Linked DNA regions of Homo sapiens: region 2 is linked to region 1. Evidence: chromatin loops called from intact Hi-C (ENCODE). Cell type or tissue: PC-9. All regions are shown on one strand. Links, peaks and the distances in the headings refer to the core of each region. The heading gives the core; the rest is flanking DNA. Region 1 has its middle 12 kb from the start of TM4SF18-AS1. Region 2 overlaps AGTR1 (angiotensin II receptor type 1).

What was found. Peaks named below come from ENCODE experiments on the same cell type or tissue, not always from the same donor. Only the 100,000 strongest peaks of a DNase experiment are listed, where the experiment ranks them.
Region 2: a loop joins it to region 1, with 4 times the contacts of the local background. A loop is called at or near these places in 4 of 110 quality-filtered maps.

Annotation. Positions count from the first base shown.
Region 1 is chr3:149,264,472-149,280,095 of GRCh38, reverse strand. It overlaps the pseudogene CPHL1P. Among named protein-coding and RNA genes, the nearest start is that of TM4SF18-AS1, 12 kb to the left of the region's middle. RefSeq lists an enhancer at 9,353-10,552. In PC-9, for the core only: CTCF peaks have their summits at 6,568 and 6,772 (motif pointing right); DNase peaks (open chromatin) are centred at 2,425 and 6,775; H3K27ac peaks cover 1,119 bases.
Region 2 is chr3:148,709,649-148,725,272 of GRCh38, reverse strand. The region is part of intron 2 of AGTR1 (angiotensin II receptor type 1); the gene reads right to left. Among named protein-coding and RNA genes, the nearest start is that of AGTR1, 20 kb to the right of the region's middle. In PC-9, for the core only: a CTCF peak has its summit at 6,086 (motif pointing right); no DNase peak of the experiment used is centred there.

The DNA.
Region 1 (15,624 bases), core at 2,405-10,404:
TGCTGTACCAAAAGGCTGATCTACTGAGGGCTATTCAGGGAGGAACAGAAAGGACTGGAACAATTATTTTCATCCTGACAAACAATAGTATGTAACATGACCTAGGAAAAAGTGCTTGACCCTTCACCCTTCAACAAGAAAAAAAAAATAGAAGCCAATTTTCCTAGTCACCTGTTGAGAAGAACCAAAACAACAAATATTTACCAATACCATGCTCTACCATTTTCGTTGTAGCTCTCAGTGGGCTGAGAGCTAACTTTTTCCATGTGCCTGCTCTGTGTCAAAGTAGAGGCCAGGTCCTCGCAGGAGCCATGAACTTTAATTATTATTACCCTTATATTACAAATAACAGGACTCTGGGTCAGAATGATTATGCAGCTCGTCCCACATGACACAGGTAGTAAATGGTGGAGTTGAACTGGAGGTAGATCTGCTTGAATTGAATATAGGAGATTTTTTTGCACTTTTTGGGGTACCTTGTGTAGAAAAAAAAATGCCAGCTGAATCGCTCCTTTGCTATCCATATTCCAGGGTAAAATTAATGTTCCTATGAGAATGAGGTAGAAGTCATAGAATGTTGGGAAGAAGGGACCTTTGAAAGCTCATTTAAAGAATCCCATTCCCACCTGGTGGGTGGGTCCTTTTACAGCTGCTGGTCCAGGCCACAGTGACAGGATAGGCTTTAAAGTTCTTCCATATACAGAGCTAAATTTATGGGCCTATAGCTTCCAACTATTTGAATCCAGTTGAGTTTCTTCCTTGAGGCAGAGAGCCCATGTATAATCCTTTTCTCTTGTGACACATTGTGTTTGACTGGGGTCTTCTTGCCAGCCCTTTCAATTGTTTCCCAAAAGGTGTGGGATGTGAATCTCTTCTCTTGGTTCTCCTGTGGGTGGTTTCTCCCATTGCCAAGGTCCCTCCAGGAGACCCAGCTTTTCTGAATTCCTTCCAAGATCTGCTGGTGACTTTAAATCTGCCAAAGCACTCGGTGGCTCAGGCAAGGATTGTGTAAACAATCCTAAGTCATGGAACGTGATCTACTCCTTAAGAGCTAAAGTAACCTTAAAGTGAGGCTAGAAACATATAGATGGTTCAGCCCAAAGAATTTGGTATGTCTTTTAAACCAAAATGCCACATATATTACTTGCTACATTTATATTTGATCTCTTCATCCAAAACTCCAACACTTTTTGGAGTATTGACATTTGGAGTATGTGGCATTTTCTTAAATAGGTATTGATATCTATATGTACACATGGGAAAAATACACTTTGATTTTGTGTGTTTTGAAAAATAGGCTGGGTGTCGTGGCTGATGCCAGTAATCCTGCCACTTTGGAAGGCCTAGGTAGGCAGATCACTTGAGGCCAGGAGTTTGAGACCAGCCTAGCCAACATGGTGAAACCCCATCTCTACTAAAAACACAAAAATTAGCCTGGTGTGGTTGCACACACCTGTAATCCCAGCTACTCAGAGTCTGAGGCCCAAGAATCACTTGAACCCAGGAGGCAGAGGTTGCAGTGAGCTGAGATTGGGCCACTGCACTCCAGCCTGAGCGACAGAGTGAAACTCTGTCTCAAAAAAAATAAGAAAGGAAAAAAAAGAAAAAAGAAATTATAGTATGTTTGTATATTAATAGAATATCCAAAATAGGTAGGAAAAGCTATGCTGAGGTTAAAATGAAAGAACTAGACTTCTAGGTACTGACATAAAAGACATCTAAGATATATAGTTGAGGAATAAAAGCAAGCTACAAAATTATACACACCATGTTCTTTTAATTTTTTAAAAATTTTGGTGGGTATATAGTAGGTGTCTATATTTATGGGGTACATGAGATGTTTTGATACAGGCACGCAATGTGAAATAAGCATATCATGAAGAATGGGATATCCATCCCCTCCAAGCATTTATCCATTGAGTTTCAAACAATCCAATTACATTCTTTGTTATTTTATGTATATTTGTTATTATTGACTATAGTCACCCTGTTGTGTTATCAAATACTAGGTCTTACTCATATATCATATGATTGTGTTGTCTTAATATTTCTAACCATGGGTTTCTAAACCTAAATTAGAGTCTAACTTTTGAAACACACTGTGGCTTTCCAATTCTAAAATCTCAAACAATACCTAATAGTAATAGATATTACAATACATGATGATACCCAGATCAGATCAATGGCTTATAAACATTCCTTCTCCTTTCCTTACTTATTGTATTCTCAGCCAAGGCACTCTATTTGTTCAATAAATTTGACATTTAAATCTAACATTTCTTGGTATCTCCAGGAAACAGAAAGAATAAATGCTTCCTATCTAATCTTCCTATCCTAATCTGTAGGAGTTATAACCTACTGGAGTAAAGTAAATACCACATGGAAATTTAAGCAACAGTCTGAAGCAGGATGTGGTTTGTTGACAGTCTGTGTCACAGCTGGTAAATTCAGAGAGGGGCATGTTTCTAAGCTGAAATGGTCAGGGAAGTCTTCACTGAGAAGGTGAAGTTTCAGTTGAGCCTTGAAGAATGGGAAAAATTTGGATTAGCCGAGAAAAAGAGAGGCTGAGGGAGGCAAAATCAGACTGGGAAATGGGCACAAATAAGATGAGATAAATTCAGAAAGCACATTATAACAACGAAGGAACAGGAAGTACTGTAAATAACACTTGTTAAATGTTGACTATGCATCAGCTTCCTTGTGTGTCCGCAAGCTCCTCTGTAAGATGGCTGTCATTGAATTTACACAACTTCCTAACTGGTAGGTAATATTATCATTTTATAAATGAAGAAATGAAGTTACATAATTACACATTGCTGATAACTGACAGTGCTAAGAGTCAAACACAGGCTGTCTGATTCCAGGTTTTCTGCATTCTCTCCCACCTCACACTGTGTTCCTAGTAAGAAAACTCCCCAAAGGGAAGGGATCCTATAAGTGAATTTTGGGGACAAATCTGGAATATCAGAGATACCAGATTGGGGCCTAGATTACATGGATAGTCTTAAATGCTAAGAAATTTGAGAATAACTTAATGAAAGTCTTAAATGACAAGAAATTTTAAATTATCATCTAGTAGAAAAACTTGATAAAGGTAGCATTTCAAGAATTTTCCGGGAATGGTACGTAGAATGGACTAAATAGTAAGAAAGTGGAGGCTGGAGACTAGACAGAAGAATATTCCTATATTTTAGGAATAGATAATCATTATCAAGGGACAGTGGATGATGGGCAACCTAACGATCCAGTGTGTTGTGCAACATTTCACCTCACCTGACAATGAAATCCAAAACCACTTGGAATGGAAATGACATATATGTTAATGAAGACAGATAATGTATGTCAGTAGACACAAATGAAAGAAGAAAGCCTGGATTATAAAAGGTAGGCAAGCCCTACTCAGTTAACTTCTCCAGGCTCAGAATTTGAAAATGAAGGCACTTTTACCATTGACCTTTCTGTTTTTTATTAGTTCTCCAGGTTGGGCAATAGATAGGCACTGCTACATAGGCATTGAAGAAAGCATTTGGAACTATGCTCCTTCTGGTAAAAATATGCTCAATGAAAAGCCTTTTTCTGAAGACCTGTAAGTAATCCTTTGCATTTAACAAGTTATTATCTGAAGCAAAAGTTGGTAATTGTTGATCATTGATGAAATGCTGATGAAAACTTTCTCATGATTGACACTTGCAGGACACATATGCCATTAGAACCACTTCGTTTGTTTAGTTCCAACATGGTATGGAAAAGAGGTAGTAATACAAATCCAAAATTGCTCTTTCCTGGAATGATCGCCACTCTTGTCTTCCTGACACGTTATTTTGCAGATCACAGCTAATTCTGTTTATCATTAATTTTGTTCACGTGATAAGGTATAAAACAACACTTTCCTTTTGATATGTGTGTAGCTGTTTTCTCGATTTTTCTCTTCAGATAATTGAGAGAGGGAAATATAGAGGACATGAGTGGGGTTCTGATTTACCACGGTTTAAGAGCAAAACACCTTAATGCTACCAACAAATCCACAAATCCATTTAAATGTGTAAACAGTCCTAAATCATGGGAACTGATCGACTACTTGAATGCTAAAGTAACCTTAAAGTGGGGTTAGAAACATAGACACAGTTCAGTTTAAAGAATTTGGCATGTCTTTTAAACCAAAATGCCACATGTTTTACTTACTACATTTGTATTTGATTTCTTCATTCAGTATTTCAACACTCTTCTCACCAATTATACCTGTTTTTGACTCCCATCACATTTTCTCCAGCCTCTGGGTTTTATCTGCCAAAATTAGGCTGTTGAGCTTCTGACTTTTCATTTAGCTTATTTAACACTTTGTTTCTTTCCAGTCAACATTTGTTAAAGTTCTGTCTTTTTTGTTTGTTTATAGAGAATTTCTACAAGGAGGTCAAGCGAGGAAGAGCTTTGTTTTTAAAAAGGCTTTGTATTTTCAATATTGATACTGATAATACATTTCAAAGGATCATTGAAAAACCATCCTGGTTGGGATTTTTAGGTCCAATGATTAAAGCAGAGACTGGAGACTTCATTTATGTACATGTAAAAAATAATGCTTCAAGAGCTTATAGTTATCATCCTCATGGGCTCACCTACTCCAAAGAAAATGAAGGTAAGCAGATCCTCTTTCCTGAGTTTTGCTTATGGAGAGTATGAGCACATTGCATTAGAAAAAGCCAGGTAATCATGGACTGGTCAGCATTCTGAGCTACGTGGAGTTTAGAGTGGATGCAGACTCTACTTCTGATGTATTTAAAGTTTATACCCAAGACAGTCCTTTTTTAGTTTCTCATCTTAATTGAGTGACAGCCCTTATGCAATTCCTAGGAAATAAAACACTTTTCCCTTACTCACCAGAAAAGAAAAAAAAGGTGTTTTTTTGTTTCGTTTTGTAGGAAACACTCATGAGCTAAATGTTAGGTTGGCAGAAATCCTGTTCTGCCCCCACCTCATTTCCATTTCCTAGTAGATGAGGATCACCCTCTGGGAAGATATCAGTATCAAGAGAAATCACTACTTTCCAGGCAGACTCTTCTCTCCTACACAGCTACAGTCACAGATACATCATGATTTTGGAAAAAAAAAAAAAGGAAGGGAAGAGAAAGCCAACAAATAGGATTTTGTGAGTTTTTGGGAGACAACAAGGAAAGCTAGGAAAACAGAGTTTGGAATTGTCTTTAGTAGAACACAGATATTTTTTCCCAGTGTTTGAAATATGGTTTTTAAAAGGCCTGGCATAAATCTTTAGAAAACTGGAATTTTAGGCCAACTTGATAAGAGTACCACCTATAGCATACGTGCTCCTTCCAACAGAGGCTCTATGATAATACAGGGCAGCGGAAATCCCATATGCCATTCCTTTCATCTGTCATCATTATTTTGCCATGTTACATGACCATCTTGCAATGATTATTGCCCTTTAAATATAGTCTATAAAAAAAAAGAAAAATAGTCTATATTATAGACATATAATGTGAAAAATGTTAACAAGAGTTTGCTTTATTTTTTTACTTTTTAATCAACTCTCAAAACTTGAACTGAGGTTTGATGATTCCGTCAGGGAAGCATGAAGAAGAACTAGAAAACAGGCCTTGAATTAATCCTCTGGACTGAAACAGACTCAGGAAACTGGACCATGACTGGAGCCAGTTCCAGCTGGGCCGCTGGGCAGGAAGAAAGTACAAAACAGTCAGTCATAATTTCTTCATGTTCAGTGTGGAACAGGAGGGTCCCAAAAGAAGAATAGAGAATCAGAGGCTGCTCATGTTTCAAAGTCTTTTATTGAATAAAGGAATTTTATTCATAGTTAGCAGGATCCAGCCACGAGGGGTAAGGATCTGAGGCAACACTTTAGCCAGAGAAGAAGAAAGAAAGGAGAGCAACGGTCCAAAGTCAGAACTGAGGTAATAGTTCAGAGTAACGGCATGGGCCACCTTCGGACTGCAGTGGGCTACTTGGAAGTAACAGGGACACCCTTGGATGCCCTGGGTCCCAAGTCTGACTGGCAATGAAGAAAATATGGAGGGCAACTCGGGAGTCCAGAGGTTACCTCTGCATCTGAGATCTAGGCACATGGTAGGTGCAAAATAAATATTTGTTGAATCCATCAGTAAGAGTGATGATAGCCTATTATATACTGCCTGCCTCATTCCAATTTAGTCTAAAAACTGCAGCCAAGCTGAGCATTCAGGTAGAAGCCAACTAAAGGGGATTTAGGGAGGTAGGAATCTGGGAAATGGTGGGGAGAAATGCACACTTTTTGAGAAATACAAAGTAGCATAATGGAGGAAGCCCGAGTCACATTCAAAATAGTGTTATCCAATATTTACTGTAACCACAGTGCAGAATATGTTTTCTAGGTGCTATCTATCCTGATAATACGACAGGCCTGCAAAAGGAAGATGAATATCTGGAGCCAGGGAAACAATATACCTACAAGTGGTATGTAGAAGAACATCAGGGACCTGGCCCCAATGACAGTAATTGTGTGACAAGAATTTACCATTCCCATATAGACACTGCAAGAGATGTAGCTTCGGGACTTATTGGACCAATACTGACTTGTAAAAGAGGTAACTTTAAAAAAAAATCTCATTGCAGTAAAAGAGTAAACCAGAATGGGTAGGCTGTCCTCTGCTCTCCTAGAGGAATTTTACTATCCAAGGCACTCCATTTTCCTGCCTTAACCTTGGTTTTCCAGTCAAGAATGGAAACTTGCCATCTTGGACTCTGAGCACTAGATGGCGATCTCAAATCCAACCCTCAGTTCAACCAATAATTCAGGTTGGTCACTAGATGGTAGTCAAACCCAATAAACTTCACTTCGGCCATCTTCCTTCAAAATTACTGCCACCTTTTTGTGTTTATGTTTTAAGGTGAATCAGTTAGAATCATCAGTTTATTAATAATTCTTGCAAGGAGGAAGTTTTGCTGATATGTTTCTAACTTGCAAGGGAATATAGAGTTTTGAAAATTCTGATTTGGTTCATTAAAACAAGATCAACAAAGCAACAGCACTAGATTAATTATGAAGTTAATGAGCAAATTTAACTTCCTATGACAATCAAAGTTTAAATTTTAGGTGAACAAACATCTCTCCACAATAAATATTTTAATAATTGCAGTTTCCTATGCCAAACACACATAGTCTCATGATTACAAATTACATTCCTTGGGAGATAACTTTTTTTTTTTTTTGTATTTTTAGTAGAGGCTGGGTTTCACCATATTAGCCAGGCTGGTCTTGAACTCCTGACCTTGTGATCCGCCCGTCTCGGTCTCCCAAACTGCTGGGATTAAAGGTGTGAGCCACCGTGCCCAGCCGGGAGATAACTTTTTAAACCAACTTTGGAAGAGCTTTTTGCCCTTCTCAAAATTGCAAGGAACTCAACTGCATAATGGCAAGATAAAGAATATGTGTTTATTATATTTAACTTAAACATTAGCTATCTAGTCTGAACATTTCCAAACTTTCTCCCTTTTCTTTTTAAACAGTAAGATAACTTAATGCTTTGCATTCTCAAAGGCAAGTATGTGAACTGCCATCAAGCCTTCCTTGGTTGGGTACAGTGGCTCATGCCTGTAATCCCAGCACTTTGGGAGGCCAGGTTGGGAGGATCACTTAAGGCCAGGAGTTTGAGACCAGCCTGGGCAACATAGTGAAACTGTGTCTCTACAAAAAAAAGAAAGAAAAAGAAAAAGACTTTCTCACTTACAGTTATGTTGATTTATGCCCTATGGTTTTAAATATAAGGCTGTTATAAAATATTTGGGACTGATAATAATTTTATAGAATATTATATTTTTATATACTTTTTAAATATTATAACTATTTTATTCCCACTGTCCTAAGCACTTTTCTCTTTTGTTCAATCTAAGCGCACAGAGGGATCTTATCCATTTTGAGTCATTTGTTTCCATCTGTGGGTTAATGAGTCTGAAATCTGTAACTTTGGTTCAAACTCCTTTACTGATAGTCAGGCCTGGCAACTTGGCGTCTCTACTTGGGTGTTTCATCCGTACCTAAATACGTCATATTCCAAAACCCGTCATTTGTTCCTGCCCTGAATCTCTCCCTTCCTTCTGTGTTCCCTGCCTTGGGGAATGGCCCCAGTATGCTCCAATTAGTCACTGGAGACAAAACCTTGGGTAACATTCTTGATACTGCCCTCTCCCTCATCACTTGCTAAATACATCAGTCAAGTCCCGCCAGCTCTACTTCGTACACATCACAAGGTCAGCTCACTTCTCTTCAGCTCCACGAACTCTAACCTAGTTCAGGCCACTGCCATCTTTTTGCTAGGATACCCACAACAGCCTCTTAGCTGCCCCACCAGTCTCTAGTGCTTCCCCTTTCAATTCATCTCCACTTGGCTTTCTGTCTGGGGGGTGAAGGTGGGAGGATGATTCTGAGTCTGTCACTCCTTTGCTTAAAATCCTTCAAGGACTGCTGATTGTTCTGACGATAAAGTCCAAATTCCTTTTATCTTAATTGCTGCCTGGAATCTTCTCTACAGGTACACCCCAGCAAACTCCTCATCCTTTAAATATCAACTGAGGTGTCACTGCCTTCAGAAAAGATTTCCATACCCAAAATTAAATTAACCAGCTCCCAAACACTGAACTCTTCCCTACTATAGAACTTTACACACTATAGTATCTTATTAATTGATGGCGTCCACCCTTGATTGTATGCCCTGCAAGGGTAGATAACTGTCTTGTTCACTTTTATAAACCCAACACTTGTCATAGTACCTAACACATTACAAATATTCAATAAATATTTGTTGAATATAAGCATAGAAGAATAAATAAATTGGTATGAACTAAAGTTATCCTTCGTTTGAGGAAACACAAATTTTTAGACTTTGAACAATCTCACGCGATAATGGTCATCAGATGCAGACACTGCAGAAAGTTACTGATTTGATGTAAAGATGAGTATGGATTCTTTAAATATGGCTTCATATAGGTAATATGCTTTTTTAAGTTTGTTGTAAACTTTACAAAAACCGACATCCCACATCGCAAACATTTACCTTTTTCACGTGCCCTAACAATTAACAAAACTGTAGATCGTAAAAGTAGTTGTATCTGTAACAATGGTTCTAATTAATGTCTACATGAAAAGTAAGAAATGTGTTTTTTGTTTCAGGGACACTGAATGGAGACACTGAAAAAGATATTGACAGGTCTTCTTTTCTGATGTTTTCTACAACTGATGAAAGCAGAAGCTGGTATAGTGATGAAAATATTCGTGCATTTACTGAATCTGGCAAGATTAATACTAGTGATCCCCGTTTTGAGGAGAGCATGAGCATGCAATGTACGATTAAAAGAACTTTCTCATACATAATATCTTATAATTCTAACTTCTATGATCGTATTCAGTCATTTCCCTTTGTTCAAGTTTATTTAGTTGAGTTTATGTTTTTCAGCGTTTCAATCAGAGTATACTGGGTTGACATGCAAATGCAAATCACTAGTAAAGCCTGCTCATTCCCTAAGTCCAATAGCAAGTAAAGTTTGGTCAATATTTGTTTTCTGAAGTCTCATACTGATTTAAAATAGACAGTAAAAACCTAAGAAAGACGTAACTTTAAGTAATAAAATATGGAATAACAAAGACATAATTGACCAAATATTTTATGAATATGTGTTTTTATCCAACATAGAATTTTTCAGAAATGATGTCATCATAATCCGTCACCCTTATCCTTGGTTTCTTCTCTCATGAACTTAGTTTCTATTTTTTTCCCCTTTTCACTGCTTCCTGCCTTTCAGGAACTTTTTCTCCTCTTGCCTTTAAACCTTTGTGTTCCCCTCACTTCTCATCATACACAATGCATATGGACTCCTTTCCCATGAAACACAAATCAGATGTTATAGATTATGTGTGAGAACAATGTTGACATTGTGAGGTTTATATTAATATGATGAGGAAATACACAGAATTTTTACCAGGTGGCACTGATCTATCATGCCTGATTGATTAATATACATTTGTTTTCAGCAATAAATGGATACATCTATGGAAATCTGCCCAATCTCACCATGTGTGCTGAAGATAGGGTCCAGTGGTATTTTGTTGGCATGGGTGGCGTGGCTGACATACACCCCGTCTACCTCCGCGGACAAACTCTGATCTCTCGGAATCACAGAAAGGACACCATTATGCTCTTCCCCTCCTCACTGGAAGATGCCTTCATGGTGGCCAAGGCCCCTGGAGTGTGGATGCTGGGATGCCAGATACATGGTAGTGATCTATTACTTTTGCGTGATACAGAGTCAGAGAACTTCCAAGGTCATAGCCCATTACAAATGCCTTACCTTACAAATGAAGAAACCGATATCCAAGAAGGTGATATGATTCCTTTTGGAAACAGTCAGTGATGGAGCCCAGGTCCCTGACAGCTTTAAATCCTTTTAAGTATATAGGATTGGGTTGCTGTTTTTACAAAAACTTTTATATTCATTGTGAGAATATAAACCCTGAGTGAGAACCCTGAGTGTCAGACAGAGCAGATATTATTACAGCTTTTTCTTTAACTGAGGAAACAAGAATCAAAATCCTATGGGAAGCAGAGCAAGAAATTATGCAGAACCCAATAATTCTAATTGATTACTCAAGTAAACCTCCTTATTTTTGTTTATTTCCCTCTCCACATTTGCCATTTAATAACAGAATGGTCAGTTATGTTGTTGTTTATCTTTTTTATTCTTGAATATGACAAAACTCTATATATGATCACGTAAATGTTCTGTGTTATTTTTCAATCAGAAAAAAACATAATTTTCATTAGAATTACAGAATTTAACTTTATTTTTTTGTGTGAGAAAAAGAAAACCACTCACGGCTATTATAACTCAAGGACTGAATTTAGTGATAAAAAGTTGTCACTTAGAAAAGATGATCATTTTCAGATTAAAATATACTCAGCTCCACCAATACCTCCTATCTACCTTATTCTCAGATCATACCCTCAAGACAGTCTTTCTACCTCAACCCTGCAGAAAGACTAGTGTCAGCCCTAGACCAAGTGAAAAAACGCCTCAAAGCCTAGTTGGCTGATGGGATCCCATCACTTTCTCCTGTGTGTCTCCTCTTTCTGTGTCCTTCTGAAGATTTTCTGCGCTTTAATTTACTCCATTTTTTTTAAGTAATTACAAGAATATATGAATAGACCTTTGTTGGAAAGAAAGGTAGGAAGGAAAGAAAGGAGGAAAAAAAGTGGGAGAAATGGAAGAAGAGAAGGAGGAAAAGAGGCAGAAAAATAGGTGGAGGAAAGCAGGCAGAAAAAGTGAAAGAAGTCTAATGCAGTATACATTAGCCTCCAGCTCAAAAGAGCTGAGAGTTAAATAATCCAGCAGTTAAATTATTGGTAGCTTCAAATTGGTTGCAATGGGAAGTGCTTACACTACAAAAAAATTAGCACATAAATCAGAGTTTGTGTTTAGTTTTGGAGAGCTGCTTTAAGGACACACCATCAGTCCAATTCCACCCCACCACCATCTTAGCCACTGTAATCAATTTGTGCAAGTATTTGAAAACCTGTTCGCTATGCACTTTCACACAACATAAACATGAACACGTAGAAATAAAAATACATAGCTATGTTTTGTGCTTTGTTTTATGTAAGTAGATCACACTGCATATAATATTCTGTTGTTTTCATCACTCATATCAAAGTCTTGAAGTCTCTTTCCATGCATTCTCTATACATTTAACTTTTTTTTTTTAACTGTTGCATAGTTTTCCATATTTTGGTTGTACTGTAATTTATTTAACCTTTTGCCTACAAACAGATGTTTAAGTTGCTACTGCCTTTTTGGTTTATTAACAATGTTATAGTTAACACCTTTTTTTTTTTTTTTTGAGATGGAGTTTCCCTCTTGTTGCCCAGGCTGGAGTGCAGTGGCGCGATCTCAGCTCACCGCAATCTCTGCCTCCCAAGTTCAAGCGATTCTCCTGCCTCAGTCTCCTGAGTAGCTGGGATTACAGGCATGCACCACCATGCCCAGATAATTTTGTATTTTTAGTAGAGACAGGGTTTCTCCATATTGGTCAGGCTGGTCTTGAACTCCCGACCTCAGGTGATCCGCCCGCCTCGGCCTCCCAGAGTGCTGGGATTACAGTCATGAGCCACCGTGCCTGACCTTATTTAATACCTTTTTATATGTCTCTTCATGTATGTGAAAATATTTCTCATGACTCTCAAGAAGTGAAACTATATAATGGCAGAGAGGTTTTTTTTTGTTTTTTTTTTTGAGTCATGCTCTGTTGCTCAGGCTGGAGTTCAGTGGTGCAGTCATGGCTCACTGCAACCTCGATCTTCTGGGCTCAAGCAGTCTTCCCACCTTAGCCTCCGGAGTAGTTGGCGTTACAGGCATACACCATCACACCCAGCTGATTTTTTTTTTTTTTTTTTTGTAGAGATGGGGTTTTGTCATGTTGCCCAGGCCGGTCTCAAACTGCTGGGCTCAAGTGAGGCCGCCTGCCTTGGCCTCCAAAAGTGCTGAGATTACACGTGTGACCCACTGCCTGCCAGGGCTTTTAATTTTAACAAATTTTGCCAAATTGTCTTCCATAAAGTCTATATTAATTTACATTCCCACCAACGGTGCTCTGAAATTAAAACACAGGACTGATCTTCTCATGCCTTGAGTTTCTTTCTTCCAGCCAACTAGTTAATTGAATAAACCAACTAACTCATTAATGACTAGTAGTAGTAATTTCATATTCATGAGGGAAGATGTTCTTGGACTCTCAAATTCTTCTCAGTATGTAGGTACCATCTTCACTTCAGAGTTGGTCCAAAGCTGGTTATTATTCTCTAATAATATATATGCCTTTAATATTCATTTTTGCATCCTGACTTTTGTACTTATTTCATACATCTTAAATTTTTCCATTGATTTCATACATCACATTTCTCAAAGAAATAGAAAGTCTCAATATTGTTGGCTAAAATTGAAAATATGTATTGACCAAGAAAATTGTCTTAATGTTTTAATAACATTCTCTATCTGTTTTTCAGAGAGTATGCAGGCATTTTTCAAAGTAAGTAATTGCCAGAAACCTTCAACAGAAGCCTTTGTTACTGGGACACATGTTATACATTACTATATTGCTGCTAAAGAAATTCTTTGGAACTATGCTCCATCTGGTATAGATTTCTTCACTAAAAAAAATTTAACAGCAGCTGGAAGGTAATGAGTCACTGGTTAAAATATTTATAGTTAAATAATTAAGATAATTGAAAAATTTCATAATCTAGTTACTTCTGAAAAAGATTTAGGCATCTAATTAAAATATACTGATAAAATAAATATAAGAAAGTAATTGGAAAATTTTGAAGCCAAGGAGCATTGCTAGACAAAATTCTTCTCTAAATGCGCTGGCCGACAATGTAAAGGAAAATATATTATTCATCTTTTTCCTAGCACAAAACTTTAAAATGGATTTACTCTATACTTATGAAACATTTAACAATATAGCAGACAATGTCATCAATAACATTTTATTAAAATTTTAAAACATTCTTTGTGTGCAACTTATACACTCCTGCTAAGATCTGAAGGCACAGTTAAATCATTGAATGTGATATCCTTAAACTATATTCTATAAATATTATGTACTCAGTAACACCTAAGACTATATTACCAATTGTTGTCTTAATAACCAAAAACTAACACTAAAATGCATTACTCTGGCATTCATTAGCATTTAAAAGTGGGCAAAAAGTTTTTCTGATAGTCCAACTGCCAAGTATATTTACCATATTGAGGACAACAGGAGATTTAATTCTTCTGGCCTACTGAGTGAAGACACATGTTAGAACAGACAAAGTCCTAAAACCACCAGAAAATAACGTTCTTTATGATACTTATTTTTCTCTAATGCACTCACAGGAATTTGAGAAAGCAAAGAATATTATGTCAAGTGACATTTTCCCGTCTTTATTTTTAATTATTTTTTAATGATACATGATATTTGTACAGATTTAGGGGGTACATATGATATTTTGATATGCGCATACAATATGTGATAACTAAATCAGAGCATTTAGGATATCCATTGCCTCAAACATCTATCATTTCTTTGTGGTGGAAACTTTTCAATTTTTTTCTTGTGGCTATTTTGAAATATACGATATAGTGTTATTAACCATAGTCACCCCACTGAGCTATTGAACCCTGGGGCATATTTCTTCTATCTAATTGTATGTTTGTACCCATTAACCAACCTCTCTTCATCATCCATTACTCCCCCACCACCACCCCCACACATTCTTCCAAGCCTCTGGTAACCATCATTCTATTTTCTACCTCCATAAAATCGACTTTTCTAGCTCCCATGTATGAGGGCATATGACATTTGTCTTTCTGCGCCTGGTTTATTTTGCTTAATATAATGCACCCCAGCATCCATGTTGCTGCAAATAACATGGTCTCAGTCTTTTTTATGGCTGAATAGCATTCCATTGTGTATATATAGTACATTTTCTTTACTATTCACTTGTTAATGCACACTTGGGTTGGATTCCATATCTTGGCTTTTGGGGATAATGCTGCAATAAACATGGAGGTGTAGTATCAAAGGTGTATCCCTTTGATACACTGGTTTCTTTTCCTTTGGATAAATACCCAGTAGTGGATTGTATGATAGTTCTAATTTTAGTTTTTTGATGAAACTCCATACTGCGTTCCATAATGGCTGTACTAATTTACATTCTCACCAACAGTGTGTAAGAGTTCCTTCTCTGCAACCTCAGCCGCTTTTGCTGCTTTTTGTATTTTTGATAATAGCCATCTTAACTGGGGTGAGATGAGATCTCATTGTGATTTTGATTTGCATTTCCCTGATGAAGAGTAATGCTGAGCATTTTTTCATATATCTGTTTGTTGGCCACTTGTGTATCTTCTGTAGAGAAATGTCTCTTCATTTGACCCTTTGCCTGCTTTTTAATGGGAATATTATTATTGTTATTATTATTATTACTGTTAAGCTGTTTGAATTCCTTGTATATTCTGGATATTCATCCTTCGTCACATGAATAGTTTGCAAATATTTTCTCTCATTCAACAGGTTTTCTTTCCACTCTGTTGATTGTTTCCTTTGCTGTGCAGAAGTATTTTAGTTTAACATAATCGAAATTGTCTATTTTTGTTTTTGTTGTCTGTGCTTTTGAGGTATTAGCTATAAAATAGTTAGATCAATGTCCTGGAGTGTTTCCCCCATGTTTTTTTCTAGTCAGTTTTTATATTTGGGTCTTACATGTAAGCATTTAATCCACTTTGAGTTGATTTTTGCATATGATGAGATATGGCCTCTAATTTCATTCCTCTGCATATGGATGTCCTGTTTTCCCAGCACCATTTATTGAAGAAGGTGTCCTTTCCCGAGTGTATATTCTATGTTCTTGTCACTTTTTTTTGTTTGGAAGGTTAGTTGGCTGTAAATATATGGACTTATTTCTTTCTGGGTTCTCTATTCTTTTTCATTGGCCTGTATGTCATTGGGTTCTCTATTCTTTTTCGTTGGCCTATATGTCATTGGCCTATAGGATTTTTTTTTCTATTTTTGTGAAGAATGTTATTGGT
Region 2 (15,624 bases), core at 2,677-10,676, 560 kb after region 1:
TGTTGGAGGAAGAAAATATATCACACTATAGACCTTTGGTTGGTGAATCAAACCTCAACTAATTAAATGACAGAAACTTCCTTCAAAATGCAGGATTCAGAGAAAAATTTTGTTGCCTACAGCTCCCCTAGTATTCATATAAGTCTCTTCTGTGAATTATCTGACTTAACATGTGGTAATTGTTGTTTTTTAATAGAATTTCATGAGTTCACTTTCTAATAATTATACAACACTGTATTGTTTCTGGCAATAACATTTTTGGTATTACTTTATTACTATATAAAATAATGGAAAAACAAATTAGGCTAAATATTTTTTGTACTCAGAATAGAGCAGGCAGATTTGTGAAGTTCATTAGGACTTTGTGAGAATAACATAATATGCTAATAATTTTGGATATTTTGATATGAAAAAGATTCTAATTCAGAGAAAATATATTTTTGGAATCAGTCTATTCCAGTAGCTATAGTTGTGTAAATAAGTCAATGATCAGCTTAGAGTCATTCCCTAGATAAATTACATGGTTTCTTTATATCTTATCAGAAACTAGTATGTTCTCTTTACATAAAAAGTCATTCTGCAACTTACGGACTTTTGATTTAGGTTTGGAGGGTAGCTGTATCTCCTGTGAGTCAGGAAGTCACAAAAATGTCTGCTATAGAAAGAAATTCATGGGTCAAATTTATTGATTTTCTTCTTAAGAGAAATACAAGAATATACATGTATACCCTTTGTCTGGTAAACATACACAATTACTATATTATCAAAGATGTTTTGGTTGTCAGGTTATCCAAGTAAAGTCTATTTTAACCTAAAATGTGGTTGAACTACTATTCTCTACAGTCTTTTGTTTTCCTTGTAAGTCAGAGATTCATAAGAGAGTCCTTGTAAGTCAGAGATTCATAAGAGAGTCCTTGTAAGTCAGAGATTCATAGCATTCTATTGTTGTTATGGTCCCTAGACATTATGCATTCCAGGGTTCACATATTCAAATACATATATAGGCTGGGAGAAATAGGTGAAGTGGACATGGTGGTGAATGGAGGGCCCTCCCCCTTTCTTGGAGGGGGGCCACGGGGTCACTTCTCAGCTATAGTCAACTGTGCCAATTGTAATGAGGTGGGGGAAAACAGCTAACTTTAAAATATAAACTTAAAATTTCAAATTTCATGTGAAAGATCCTATTTTAAAATGTTTTCAACTAATATATATATATATTTTAAAACCCAACACTGTGGAACCTAACAGAACTCTTCTAGATTAGATTTAGTTAAAAAGGCTGCCAATTTGAAACTTAGGATCCAGGCCAACCATCTCATTTTAGAACTGAGACGAGACTCCAAGCCCCAGAAAGATGTTGCAGACCCTCATTCCAATGTTTTAACTAGACTGAAGACTTGAAGTATGTCTCTGTTTGTTAGACATTCCCCCTTCCATTCCACATGCAGCGATTCATGGCTGAATAGTTGGAGGTTACGGTAAAACACAGAGATGTGACAGGATGAGTCAACTGTCTACCCTTGATCTCACACAGCCAGCTTGCATAGTCTGCACTTCGTGAGATGTGCCTGACTCAGTCTGAGGAAGCTTTCAGAATGGCAGCCTGAACTTCACCCCTACCCCTCATTGTTCTTGCTAGCAACTTATTTTTCCCTTTTCGTTCTTCTATCCTGGAAAGCATACTGTTACATCTCTTAGAGCTGTTGCTGCTCTGAAGTGCTCCAAAGTGAAGTCTCTATGTGAGTGAATACAGCATAGAATCCATGATTTGGGTATTCTTATACTATTTTGACATTTACTCGACAAATATTATCTTGTGTTCAAAAGGTCATCAGTAGTGAAAGGGACTGAAGCTATTTCATAGAGCCACACTCAGTGGCCCTGGCTAGATGACTGGTGAGGAGTTTACATTTTAAAATATTTTAAATAAATACTGAAAATATTTATTTTTGAATAGTTCTTATCAAGTGTTTCTGAAGTGAACTTTGCTACAAATAGGAAATTATCTGTACATTTATGTTTTAAGGCTACATTTGTCCTTTTGATACTAATGTATTTCCTAAATACATTCACTGCAGATTTGGGAATACACACACATAAAAAAAGTGCAGGAAGAGAACACATTGCTACACTGACTGAGGGAGTTACACAGGATTAATCCTGGATGAATATGGAGTATTTCTGATTAATAGTAACACTTGGCTAGCACATTCATTGTTTGGGATTCTATCCCTAATAAAACTTCCTGGACAAGCAAGTTGATTTTTCAGATTTACTGAAAAATAGTTTAATTCTCATGAGCATATTTCAAACTCTGTACAAGGACAACATGGACATGTATACTTTGGTTAATTGCTTGGTTGGCTGGAAGAACATAGTTCATGATTTCATACACAGCTCCTTGGATGTGAAGCGTTGGGAGATGCAAAAATGCTGACTTCCATATTAATTGTATTTCATGTGAAGAGATAATATTTCATGAGTTTTAACTAGAGTTTTGGGGTAAGTCAGAAAACAGAGACGGAAAATGGTGGTCTGATGATGCAAACTCTTGTAACTGACTCAGAAGGTGCCATGTTGATGACTGCGGATGGCTTGATGGCTACCTCATGAAGAGGCTCAGTCTAGAGTGGAGTATCAGTGCATGAAGGGAGTGGAATCTGTTCCAGGCCAGCAGGGACCAGAGTGAGATGAGAAAGGGGCTACAGAGTGGCACCCTCCCGCCTCTTCTTAGAATGAAGGACTTTTTCTGAGAGTTCAGCATTAAGAAAGGATGAAGCATGAAGTATTCAGCTGCTGGGAGGAAACTCAGCGTCCAGGGAAGAATGTTGTGGGGATGTGAAACAAATGTAGTCTTAGCATCTGAAGTCTCAGTTTAAGTTTTCATCTCAGACATTGTAGTTTTCATCTCTAGAAGTTCAATTTCAGTCTTTTTTATATCTCCCATGTCTTCATTTAATATGTTCAAACTTCCATCAAGCATTTTGAACATATGAAATAGTCATAATAACCATTTAATGTAATAGTGTAATAATCCTATCATCTGTGTCATTACTGACTGGGTCTGTTTCTATTCATTTTTTTCTTTTTATGGGTTGTACTTTCCAGCTTCTTCGCATGCCTGGTGATTTTATAATGGATGCTAAACATTGTGAATTTTACTTTGTTGGATATTGGATGCTTTTGTATTCCTACAAAATTTCTCCAGTTGTTTTCTGAAAAGCAGTTGAGTTACTTGCAAATAATTTAATTCTTTTGAGTCTGACTTTTACGGTTTCTTAGGTGGTACCAGAGCAGCAATTAGTCTAGGGCTAAATTTTTCCCATTCCTGAGGCAAGAACCTACTGAGTATGCTACCTGATGCTCCATGAATTATGAGACTTTCCACTGTGGCTGGTGGAAATAGCAACTATTTTCTAGCTCTTGATGACCTCTGGGGCTTGTTCTCTCTAATACGTTTGGGTGATTATTTGCCCACATGCACTGAAGCACAAGGGGTACCATTTGCAGATCTCTGGGTTCTCTGTGCAGCTCTCAACTCTCTGGTACTCTGAACTCTAGCCTCCTTGGCCTCTCTGGACTCCCAGCTCTGTGTCCTTAACTCAGAGAGGACCTCGAGTTCTGCCTGGGTGTACCATCCCTGTATCATGCCTGCAAACTCCCTCCAGGCAGTGGGCTGGGACAATCCCAGGTCATTTGTTTCCTATCCTCCAGGGATCACTGCCCTTTGTTATCTGATGTCCACTCTCTTGAAAACCATTGTTTCATATGTATGTCCAGTTTTTAAAATTGTTTTAGGTGGGGAGGTAAATCTAGTCCCTGTTATTCCATCTTGGCTGGAAGCAGAAGTCTCTGGATTTGAGTTTTGCTCCTACATCTTACATGCTACTTGATTTTGGAAGAACTACTCGGCTTCATCCTCCTCTTTGCCCATTTATGAAGTGGGGATAATACTGCAATGATTAATCGATGGAGTCATATAGGGGAAAACATGTTATAGTCTACATGATTAGGCAAAGGAACACTCATACACTGAGAGTGGGCTTTTACCAAAAGGACTGGAGCTGAATGAACATTTTCTCTCCCGAGCAAGATAACCTGAGCCACTTTTTCTTGACCACACAGGGATAACTACCTTCTTTGTTGCCCTCTAGCCAATTAATGACCTTGCCCTTTTACCTTTCTGAACCTTATAGGACAAACAGACAACTCACCTCGTCCCAGAACCCATGGGGCAAAAAACAAGCTTATCTGAAATGTTTTGCCAAAGCTATACCTACACAGGATTATAGCACCACCAACAAATTCTGTGTGATTTGTAGTAATAAAAATCTCATTTGTTCTTATTTACACCTTAATTTAAAATAATCCTTTTCACTAAACTGTGAAGTAGAATGAATAAAACTATTAATTGAGAACATCTGCCCACAATTATAAATATATGGAATTCACTTAGTTATAATCAGTACATTAACATTTGAAAAGAAAATGATTTTTTAATGCAAAGATATCTTTCTTCTGACATATTAAAATTCCAACACACTAAAGTAGTAACGTGAGTAAAAAAATAATAAAATCCTATGGCTTTTTTATTGCATGTTTATTTAGGCCAAACCGGTACGAGGCAGCTAGATTAATTACTTTTATACTGTTAAGTACTGTACATAGTTAATTATTTCATCTAAGTTGTGTGTGAGCCAAACCTGTGAATTACTATTCATGCAGGGCAATGATGATAATTTATGTACTCCCTCTATGCTACAGCTTGTTAATATATTATTTTTGATTTGAAACTAGATGTTAAAAGTTTGCAAGAGGCTTTTAGACTACCCCACGACATAAGTTCTAAAATTATGGATTTGAAAAATGAGGTCGACAACATGCTATGATAGGAAGTTATTTAGATGATGGAATTTTAATAATTTGGTATGAAAAAATACATTCTCCCATGTTTTCTTCTGATCTGTTGACACTTATGCTTTGAGCCTCTGTGTGTGTGTGTGGTGTGTGTGTGTTTCTGCTTGATTTTATGATGTGGTTGTTTTTTGGGTCCTTAGCTTCCTACACATCTACCACATGCACAAAACCTGTTTTCACCCACTCTCCCAATATGGCTAATCAGATATTTAATTGTAGCTACCTCTAACCCAATAGCTTCAAGTGGTTAGAGAGATGCTCACAACTACCATGAACTTTTCAAGATAAAGAGATGACACTGAATCTATTTTTAAAATGTGAGATCAACTTCTCAAAACTTCAATAACAGATTCCCAGAGATACTTGTACATAGTGAAGTGAAAGAGAACTTTAAATGTTTTACAGATCCAAATATTAAAAATTTAACAGAAGTTATTAAAGTAAAAGAGCAAACAAAGAAGAAATGAGTAAAAACAAAATATGTAACTAAAAAATAAAGAGAGCTGTCATAGAACCGGCTTGCTGCTCTGGGTGGCCCTGGATGGGCAGCGTTAGCATCAACTGGGAGTTTACGAACAAGACAGCCTCAGGCCCCACCCCAGACCGAGATAGAATCTGCATTTCAAGCAGATTCCCCAGATGACTTGGGTGTTCATTAGAGTTTGAGAAGCACTAGTCTAGAGGCACATGGAGTTTCCCTCTCATGTAGACTAAAAAGCCATCCAATCGCTGAGCTCACTGAAGTGTGGCTCCCCATGGACAGAACCTGAGAACAGCACAGGCAAGTTGAGGTGGCTGCAGATTGTTTTCATGGGGAGCCTCTGGAGTACAAAGGAAGCAAAGCCCCAGTGAGGCAAAACTGTGTACAAAAATATATGTTTCATATAATACAGAGATCTAGCAGCTCTGTTCACAAGATCTTTTAGAGAAAAATAATACAGATCCAGACTTCTTACTGTGACTTTGGCCAGAGAGTTTTTGCTTATTTAGAGGAATTGAGGAACATCTAAAAGGATGGGAAGTGTGCCACCTTCCCTTGAAGCCCATTCTGGCTTTTTTTTTCCTATGAAATATGTGAATTTTATCATCTGAATAATTTTAACTAACTTTTCCCCTTAAAATGCAGGCACTTTCTGCGCAATTTCCTTTTCTTGCAGAGGCTTTCAAACTGTTCAACCACTAGAGGTCTGTATTACCTATTTTAAAAAACCATTACTAGCTGGCTGAGACTTCCAGCTTTCAACTTCAATACCTAATTGCATGTTTTAAGATTTAAAATCTCAAGACATAACACCAGGGAATAAAAAAATCACAACACTTTAAGAAATGAAGGAGAAAACCGAATAGGAGCCCTTCCATTTGAAACAAGACTGAGTCTCCCCTGTTATTTCTAGTAGACAGCTGAGCACACCTTCATAATCTTAAACACGGAAATCAATGGCCAATCACAAATCACGAGAACAAAATTTATTTTCTTCAAAATGCCTATGCAAAATAGTTTTTATCTCAATATATTTAAAACCCATGTTTCAACTTCAAATTTTAAAGCATTTATTTTCCTATTGGAACAAAAGAAAAATTAAAGTGGTTGAATTCCCATTTGGTTTATTTAAAACACCAATTTTACTACTTTTATGAGGGCTTTAAAATAAAATTTCATTTAATTAGGTCATAATATATAGGTTTAAAAACTAATGTCCTTTCAGTCTTAGAAGGCTCTGTTGCAATTTTATAAACTAATGCATGAGACTGAGCTTGCCTGGTTAAAGTTATAATAGAGGTGACACTTGCTGGTGGCCTATACTGCAAGTTGGATACCCCAGGTTTTCACTGCGTTCCATGTTCACCTGGAGATTTTCACTAGAGTAGTCCATTTGGGTCTACCCTCTGCCAGTAGAAGCCCAGGCTCTGAGCCTTCCAGAAACCTGAACATGAGGCATCCCATTTACAGAGCCATCCTGATTAGAAATGATGAAACCTTTCCCTAGCATATGCAGCAGGCCTCCTAAAGAACTCCACACTCATGTATTCACATATTTAAGTAGAATGGTTGAAAATATTACAGACATAAAAGCTGTAATTTACTGAGTATTGCATAGAGGTTTGGGATTCTGATGCTAGATTTTCATAGATTCTAATTACGCCTGCATTTCAGTAAGTGGCTACATTTGTTGCCAGGCAAGGTGTAATACTAGGAAGCTCACTTCTTTTAAAAGGCATTATTGCATAATGTTCCTGCCCTGTAAGGCCTCTAAAAGCATAAGGACGTCTAGTGTGGCTTCCCTCTCAGTCTGTCACTTTATTAAAACACAACAATTTCCAAGTGTTATTTGGCAGATCAGCTGGGTTCATTTCAAAGGCTAATATTTAACAGAGGGGAAAATAACTCATCCCAATCCTTTTAAAAATTGTTTTCTATGTATTTGCAGGCAAATTGCCTAGTGTTTTATATAGATCTCAAAGGTAGGATTCAAGAATAATTTTAGTAATGTCTTACACTGCTTGGCTACATAATCAAAATGATCAATTCTACAGCAGAAGGAAACTAATTCACGGCACAATAATTTGTACTACAGACCACTGTATTTAAAGTAATTAAGTTTTTCTTCATTTCCTGTTACATTTCTGCCGATGGCTGGTGGCATATGAATTAACAATTTTCCTCACTGAAATGAGACATTAAAATATCTGCTTTATTCTATCCTGAACATTCCTCTCAGAGCTCCTGACTCTTCTACTATAATTCAAAATGGTGTTAGCTTATACTTGTACCCAGTATCAGTATAAAGCTATAATTAAATACTAGCACAGTGCTCATTTATATTTTTTTAAAATGCTGCAATTGTAGCAGTTAATTAAACAGTAACAGTAAGATCTTAGACTCTGGTGAATTTGGTGGGTTATTTCTGGGAGAAAAATGGTTGGAACCTAGGTGTCGGAATTACTCCCAAATTTGAGTTGCTGGCCCTGGCATTGGTTAGCCATTTGGGAAATTTAGGCTCAGTTTCTGTAAAGAAAATTGAGCCAATAAGATAATTTAGCCTATTTTTTTTTGTTGGATTAAATAAGAAAATACAGTGCCTGACACAGTGCATGACACAGTGCCTGACACCAGTAAGTGTCCAATTAATAGATGTTCACTATTATTTTGTCTGATCTTTTTTGTCTTCCTTTATAAAATGGCAACAACAATACAAAGGCAATAATTCCAGTTATGTCTAAGTGTGTGAGCAATAGATAAGAAAAACCACGTGTGTGAAACAGTACTGGGCACCAGTTGCTCCCCCAACAGTTTCCCCAAAGTTTTTGCCCTTAAAACTAGATCACTTGGGAGAGTCTCAAAGATGATTCATTGTTGGACTTGAGATTTATTTTTATTTTTATTTTTTGAATAAGGAGACTGTGCCATTGAGATTAATTCATCTCTCTCTTTTATTTTTTCTGATCTGAATGACAGCTTAACTCTGTGACTCTACCAGACAAAATAACTGCATTGAAACAAGAGTCCACCAGGGACAGAAACCATTTTCAGAGCAGTTAAAAAACTAAGGTTAAGAAACTATTCAAATTCAGAGAACTCAAAGAAAAAACCATAATCTTGCTTAAAATGCAACTTTGATTATTCCACTCCTTGTGACTTAGAGATGTTTGTTTTCTCTAAAATGCCGTATAATATCTCTTTTCAGGAGAGAAATCAGTGGCAGAAGGATTTGAAGGAAGTTGTGATGAACTAGCTTATTTTTTTTAATTAGGAATGAAAACTTCTTGTTTAAGGTTATGTATTGCATATTCTCAAAATGTTCTAGTTCCTTACATGGCTGGTTTTATGGGATGTTAGTAATATAGAAGGTACTGGGAAATAAATTCCTGTATAGTTATAAATAAATAACTGTATTTGCACTAGTTATAAATAAATAACTGTATTTGTACTATTAACCAGCCTTAGGACCTGAAATTTAACCAGGCTTAGGACCTGAAATTCTACTAGATCTTGTTCTCTTTGGATTATATTTCAGTTTAAAGAGCCACACATCTCTGTCAACTCAACACAACCCCATTTCTAGGAGCCTCCTTTTTAGTTCTGTGAGACCAGGGCTTCCATGAGAGAAGTATGGTTCCGTTGTGGGATAGGGTAGACTAGGAAAGGGAGTATAGCTGAGGAGCTCTGCCCAGGAGGACAAGGGCACTGGTGGAGTGCTCTGAAAAGGGCCTTGCTGAGGACTACTTTACCCCTTCCCTAATGTTGCTTAGACCTGTGGATCTCTGAACACAATTCAGTTTAATTTGCTAAAAAGGCATTTCCATAGGATACGGTTTGGGGGTAAGTGCCACTGTTGCATAGCATTTAAGTATGCAGCTGTGATCTGGGTTAACAAAATTCTGGATTTCCATCAGGGTACTAGTTGTTTGAAAGTTATCCAAGTCACAAACTCTCTAACGGTCAGAGAAATATGAAGATTAAATTAAATTAATTAATATAGTCACAGGTTCTCACTAAATGATAACAATTTTTAGCACAAAGCACATGTATATATGAATACAAGGGTAAACTAACTTTCTTATGGTCCAATTTTTCTGATATTAAAATACTTTCTAATGATAGCATTTAATTACCAATTTACTTAGATTTAGAACAATTTGAAATATGCTTGCTAAAATCTTATTTGACTAAAACAGTGACAATAAGCAAGAATAATGGCATTTATTTTTATCAGAAATTGCATTATTTTCAAAGCCCTTTAGGCCACAGCATTGAGCTACTATTGTTTTTCTCAGATAAAGGAAGCTGCATTTTTTTCTCATTCTACTCATGATTATTTCTTATTTCTTACTCTGGGGGATGTCTCTAATGGAGGCTGGTGAGGCAGCTACCCGTTTGGGGGAGACATGACATCACAGATGCTTGTCTTTTCCTTGGCTCCCATCTATTGGAAATAGTAACTAAGTCCTCTGCCTAAGCTGGTAGGAGAGGAGCTGTAGAAAATCAAATTAACAGGAGAGAAACTATTAGTCTTCATTTTCTTGTTTTCAACCTGCGAACACAGATTGTTAAATATGCCTATTCCCTAATCCTCATTAGGAAATCTTAAAGAATAGCAGGACATGAAAAAAGCATGGGGATTATGAGAAAATGCTACCATTGAAAAATAACACAAAGTGAGGATAGTTTTCTCTCATCCAGATTATCTGTACATTTTTAGAGTTAGCCTATTTGAAATTTTCCATTAAATAATTTTATTCCTACTTACATGTGGATGGATGATACACACACAATCCCAAATATATAATTTTATTTAGAATTTTCTTATTAGACTTGAAGATAAAATAATTTAAATGGAATAACTAGTACATGACATTTTGCACTCAGTGGTATCCCTAGGACTTGTTTGAATACATTGCTGTATTTATCTAAAAGGGCAAAGCTTTCATTAAAAATAATCTAGTGGCAATGTTGCACAGCCCTAATTCTCTACTACATGAAAAGTTATATTTTCAGGCCCAGAGACACAGGATTACAGGTCAGTGATAGGCAATGCATATTTGAAGTATACCAAAAGCACCAAATAATGTAGCTGAGTATCCAGAAGGAACTGACATAAAATGCAGGGGTCTAATTACTAGAGTCATTGCCACAGAACCAGTCATCGATGACTAAATTATGCACCTGGTTTCCTGGGAAAATCTGCAGTTTGGGGAACATTTCACTACACTTCAGAGCATTTTAAGTCTTTAAATCATTTAGCTTTTAAAATCCCACCCATTTCTCCTGTTCTGGCATCCATTCTAAATATGTCTCTAGTTCCTGTCAGTTCATACTCTTCAATACTTGATTTCACTTTTGTTATCCACTCTTCTCTGTGGTTTCTGAAGACCCTGGCATACTCGCTGTGCCTTGACCATGCCAGCACATTGCTGCCTCAAGGAATTTGCATTTGCTCTACCCTCTGCCTGGAGCGATCTTCTCCCAGATGTCCACATAGCTTCCTCCTTCTTCCTAAGAAGACCTTCCCTAAACACTCTTTTTAACCTGAAGCCTCCCTTCCACTTTATTTCCATTTTCCATGCCATCCAACATATTATAAATTTTACGTGATTGTTCTCATCTTTATGCACTGGAATGTAAGTTTTATGAGGCCAAGCATTTTTGTCTACCTTGCTCACGACTTTGTGCTCAATGCTGAGAATAGTGTCTGGCATGTAGGTGTCCAAAAACACTTATTGACTGAAACACAATAGAATCTGCTGCAAACTGTAGCCCTAAGTAGGAATACCTAGTGTTTAATATCCTCTTTCAGTAGTATTCCTATCATCATGACATTTCTTTGATATTCTTATTCTAGAGGCAAAGGGAAGAAACTTTAAGTTACCTCATAACTGTTCAATAACTAACTTCTAGGTCATGATAGTTGCAAACTGAAGTGCCATTGGGATTTGGGCAGTTAAATAACTGTGTGAAACACCCAGTATAAGGCATTAAAGAGTGCTAGAATCTGTGACAAATAGGAAAGTTTATATATTGCCCTACGTAAAACCATTCAGATTTGAAAGAGAAATCTAAAACATAGCCCTGTCTGAACAAAACCTGTCTACCTGTGGCTTCAAAGCCCTTTTTGGCTGCCAGTTGTGGCCAATAGGACCACAAGGACATTTTCTAAGTCATACTGGGTTTTTTTCTACCTCTTTTCAAATATATTCTCAGGCTTGGGTATGTGACTGACTCCACATCAGGACAGGAATACTCAATTGATCAAATCTAATTACATTTGCTTCCCAACTAAATTGTGTATCACCTTCCCCTCTTGTGAGAGGAATGGTTCCTCTTGGGTCCTCGGCATCTGATTATTGCAAACCTAATTGATTTGCGACATTTCATTAATAAAGTTAACTAAAACTAATTATACATATTGAGTAAAACTTGCCTGTGAAATGAATTTTTCTATTTAGCTTAAGGGTTCTTAATTGTTAGACTGAATTGCTGAGGAAGATTGCAGAATTACTTTCTCTTGGGAGACATACATATATATATATATATATTCCCCCCCTCCAACCAATATGGATTGATGGATGGTGATACCATAGAAACCAAAAAAGAAAAAAAATGATTAAATATGAAAGTTAAAGATACTGAAGCATTGTCCTAAGAAAATAAAACTGCAAAATAGGTCACACAGATCTCTTTAAGATGTTAAATTAGGCCTGTTGTATTTGTCACATTATCTTAAGGGGTTTGAAATTCAAATTTTCAAATGTATCCACATTTATTGTTTTATTCATAGTGTAGATTTTTCCTTCACTTAATTGGTGAATATTGTATTTCTCACTCTTTCAGAGAGTATGTTTTGTCTAATTCATCCATCTATTTAAATCTAAATTCCAGCAGAAGTCCAGGGGGCGCCTCCTACTACCTCAGTTGCCCCAAACTCAGCTGATACATTGTGAGCCAGTATTTTTCACAGGATCATTTCCAGCGCTCCTTCTTTGTTTAGTCATGTATAGATAAACATTCTGTAAGTGAAAGGAAGACTAGCTAGCATTCATTAATGGTTCAGTGTTGAATAAAATACGGCTGACCCATTACTGCTATACAATAATTTTGTATATCACATGAGATGCTCTTATGATTAATAATCTGAATTTGCATTGCTTTCACTTTCCCAAAGCAGACTGGATTTCTTGCTTTGCATTGTTAAGGAAGATACTTAGCTGTTTTATCTTCCCACTCTGTTCACTGACCAGGCTGGAGGGACCAGGAGGCAGCCAACTGCCCATCTTATTTTTCCTTTTTGACCTGGGAGTATTACTGAGGAGCAAAGGTGCAAGCTCTAGATCAAAAGACAGCTCTTACCCCCTGACTGGTTTCATCTACAGTGGCTCTGTTTTTTTCTGGTGTCTATACTGTGTGCAGAAGTATTTTGGCCTTGCCTAGAGGTGGGGAGGAAGAACGCTGCTTTGGATTGGATTTTGGACTTGCAATACCTTGTTCCTGTTGTCCCAGTTCTCTGGGTGAGATGAACATTTGTTTAGATTCAGGAAAGGCACTGAGGCCCAGTTTCAGATAAATAATTATTTTCCACCAGGTCTGCACTGTATTATTACATTTATGAGATATACTAGATCTTTCTGGGATTTAAAAAATGACTCATACATTTAAATCTTAAAAGTCTTAAAAGGAATGACTAATTGAAGGGAAAAGACAACAGCACTCTTGATTCCAGCTAAAAGCCTTTCCTGTCAGCAAAACAGGGCCTCTAAATTTAAAACCTATTTCTTTGAGCTCTTTCAATTGTTAAAAATATTAATATTGGTTGGGTGCAGTGGTTCATGCCTGTAATCTTAGCATTTTGGGAGGCTGAGGCAGGAGGATCACTTGAGGCTGGGGGTTCATGAGCAACCTAGGCAATGTAGCAAGACGACATCTCTACAAAAAATTAAAAAAATAATTAGCTGGGCATAGTGCATGTGCCTGTAGTCCTAGATACTTGGGAGGATGAGATAGGAGGATGGCTTGAGCCCAGGAGTTTAAGGCTGCAGTGAGCTATGATCATGCCACTACACTCTAGCCTAGAGGACAAAGTGAGACTTTGTCTCAAAAATATCTGTCTATCTGTCTGTCTGTCTATCTATCTCTATTTAAATCTAATTTAAATTATTATTTTCTATAGAGTTATGTGCTAAGCACATCTGGCTGTATTATTTAAGCAAAGAAAGAATGTTACTGAGAATTGTGTGAATAGTAGGTTATTTGGAGTACACATGTTTCCTAAAGCAAGCTTCATTTCTGTTTATTGAAAAAAAAACTCAGGCACAAATGACTAGCATTTATCTTGCTTTTGTTTTCTGTTAGTAAGATTCTGCGATTAATATTTAAAAATTCCAAACTGGTTCCAAACTTATTTTATTTATGCTTTCATTGAAAAATGATACTATTAAATGTGTAAAGGAAATATCAGCTGGATATTTATATCCCTTTTTCACAGCTAGTTATATAGCTATTTCAAACCCTTGATGCTTTGATGACTCAAAGACAAATTTGTTTTTAATTTTTTGCCTTATATAACACATGATCATTAGTCCAGGAACTAAATGTTATTGAACTGCTAGGTATAAGTGACTGGAAAGTAACTGAGACTCAAATTTTATTAATGTTATCGTATTAGTGACAAATAGTGATTAAGAACTTTAAGAATACAGCAGGATCATTATATTGATGAAAAATGAAAAACTACTGTTATCCGTGACTGTGTTGGTCTATTCTTGTGTTGCTATAAAGGAATACCTGAAACTGGGTAATTTATAAAGAAAAGAGCTTTAACTGACTCCTGGTTCTGCAGGCTTACAAGGAAGCATGGTGTTAGCTTCTGCTTCTGGTGAGGCCACAGGATGCTTACAATCATGGCAGAAGGTGATAGGGAACCAGCATGTCACATGGCGAGAGCAGGAGCAAGAGAGAGAGGGGGGAGGTGTCACAGTTTCAGAGCAAGAACTCTTTCATTAACATGGGGAGGGCACCAAGCCATTCATGAGAGATCCGCCTGCAGGATCCAAACACCTCCCACCAGGCCCCACCTCCAACACAGGGGATCACATTTCAACATGAGATTTGGAGGGGCAAATATCCAAACCTTATCAGTGACATACAATTTAAATAAAAATAAAGGCTTCTAATATGTACATTTTTATTAAAAAATAAAATAAGAAGTATTCTACCCCTTATTTTGTTTGGCTCTCCAACTGCTTAAAAAATCAATTAATTATGTCTATGCAATGGTGAAATGTTTATCATTACTGGAAAACTAAAGAAAATCTTACAGAATTTTACAGAAGGTAATGAGTAAGGAAGAAAATATTGGCCTTTAAAAATGATCCTACATCTTTTTTACTTTTGCTTACTTGGAGCTGTCAGCAATGTTGGTAACCAAGCCAACAGCCATATATTTTAGTTCTTAATATAACTGTGGGTACTTCTTTTCACAATTTTAAGAAATCAAGAACTGCAACTTTAGAAAAGCACGTGAAACATTGAATCCTATATATTTTAATATGCAAACAAACAGGAAAAACAAAAAATGGTCTGTGAGAGCTGTATATCAGATAATCTAACACTGAGGAAATCATAATTTCAAAAGTATTAAAAACTTCCCAAATAAGTTTAAAAGAGCAGAAAACTTTCTTACCAAGTGGCCAAGAAAGTCTGCTGCATTATTAATAAGTGTGTTTACAGCAGTACTGTCCAGTAGTACTTCCTATGATAGAAATGTTCTAAATCTGTGTTGTCCACTAACCACATGTGTCTACTGAGCACTTGAGATGGGGGTAATGCAACAGAGGGGCTGAATTTTTAGTTTAATTTTAATACGTTTATATTTAAATGTAAATAGCCACATATAGTAAATGGCTACCATAATGGATGATGCAGGTCTATAAATTTTAAGCCATTGAATACGGTTCTTTATTTATTCATTTAAATGTGCTAATCAGGGTTTTCCCATTTGTCATGAGTAGATTTCAGCATAAATTTTTTGGTCCTGTGAAACAAGCTCTGAAGTGCTGTTTACATATCACTAGTTTAAATCAATAAGAGATCAGAGTTCTGTAGTTTTAAGTTGGTAAAAGTTTTAAAGGGAGATTGCAAAGTTCAGAAGGTCCTTTTGTGAACACTTTTTGTATTTCAGTATACTGCCCACAGATTGAGATAGGGCCTTGGAG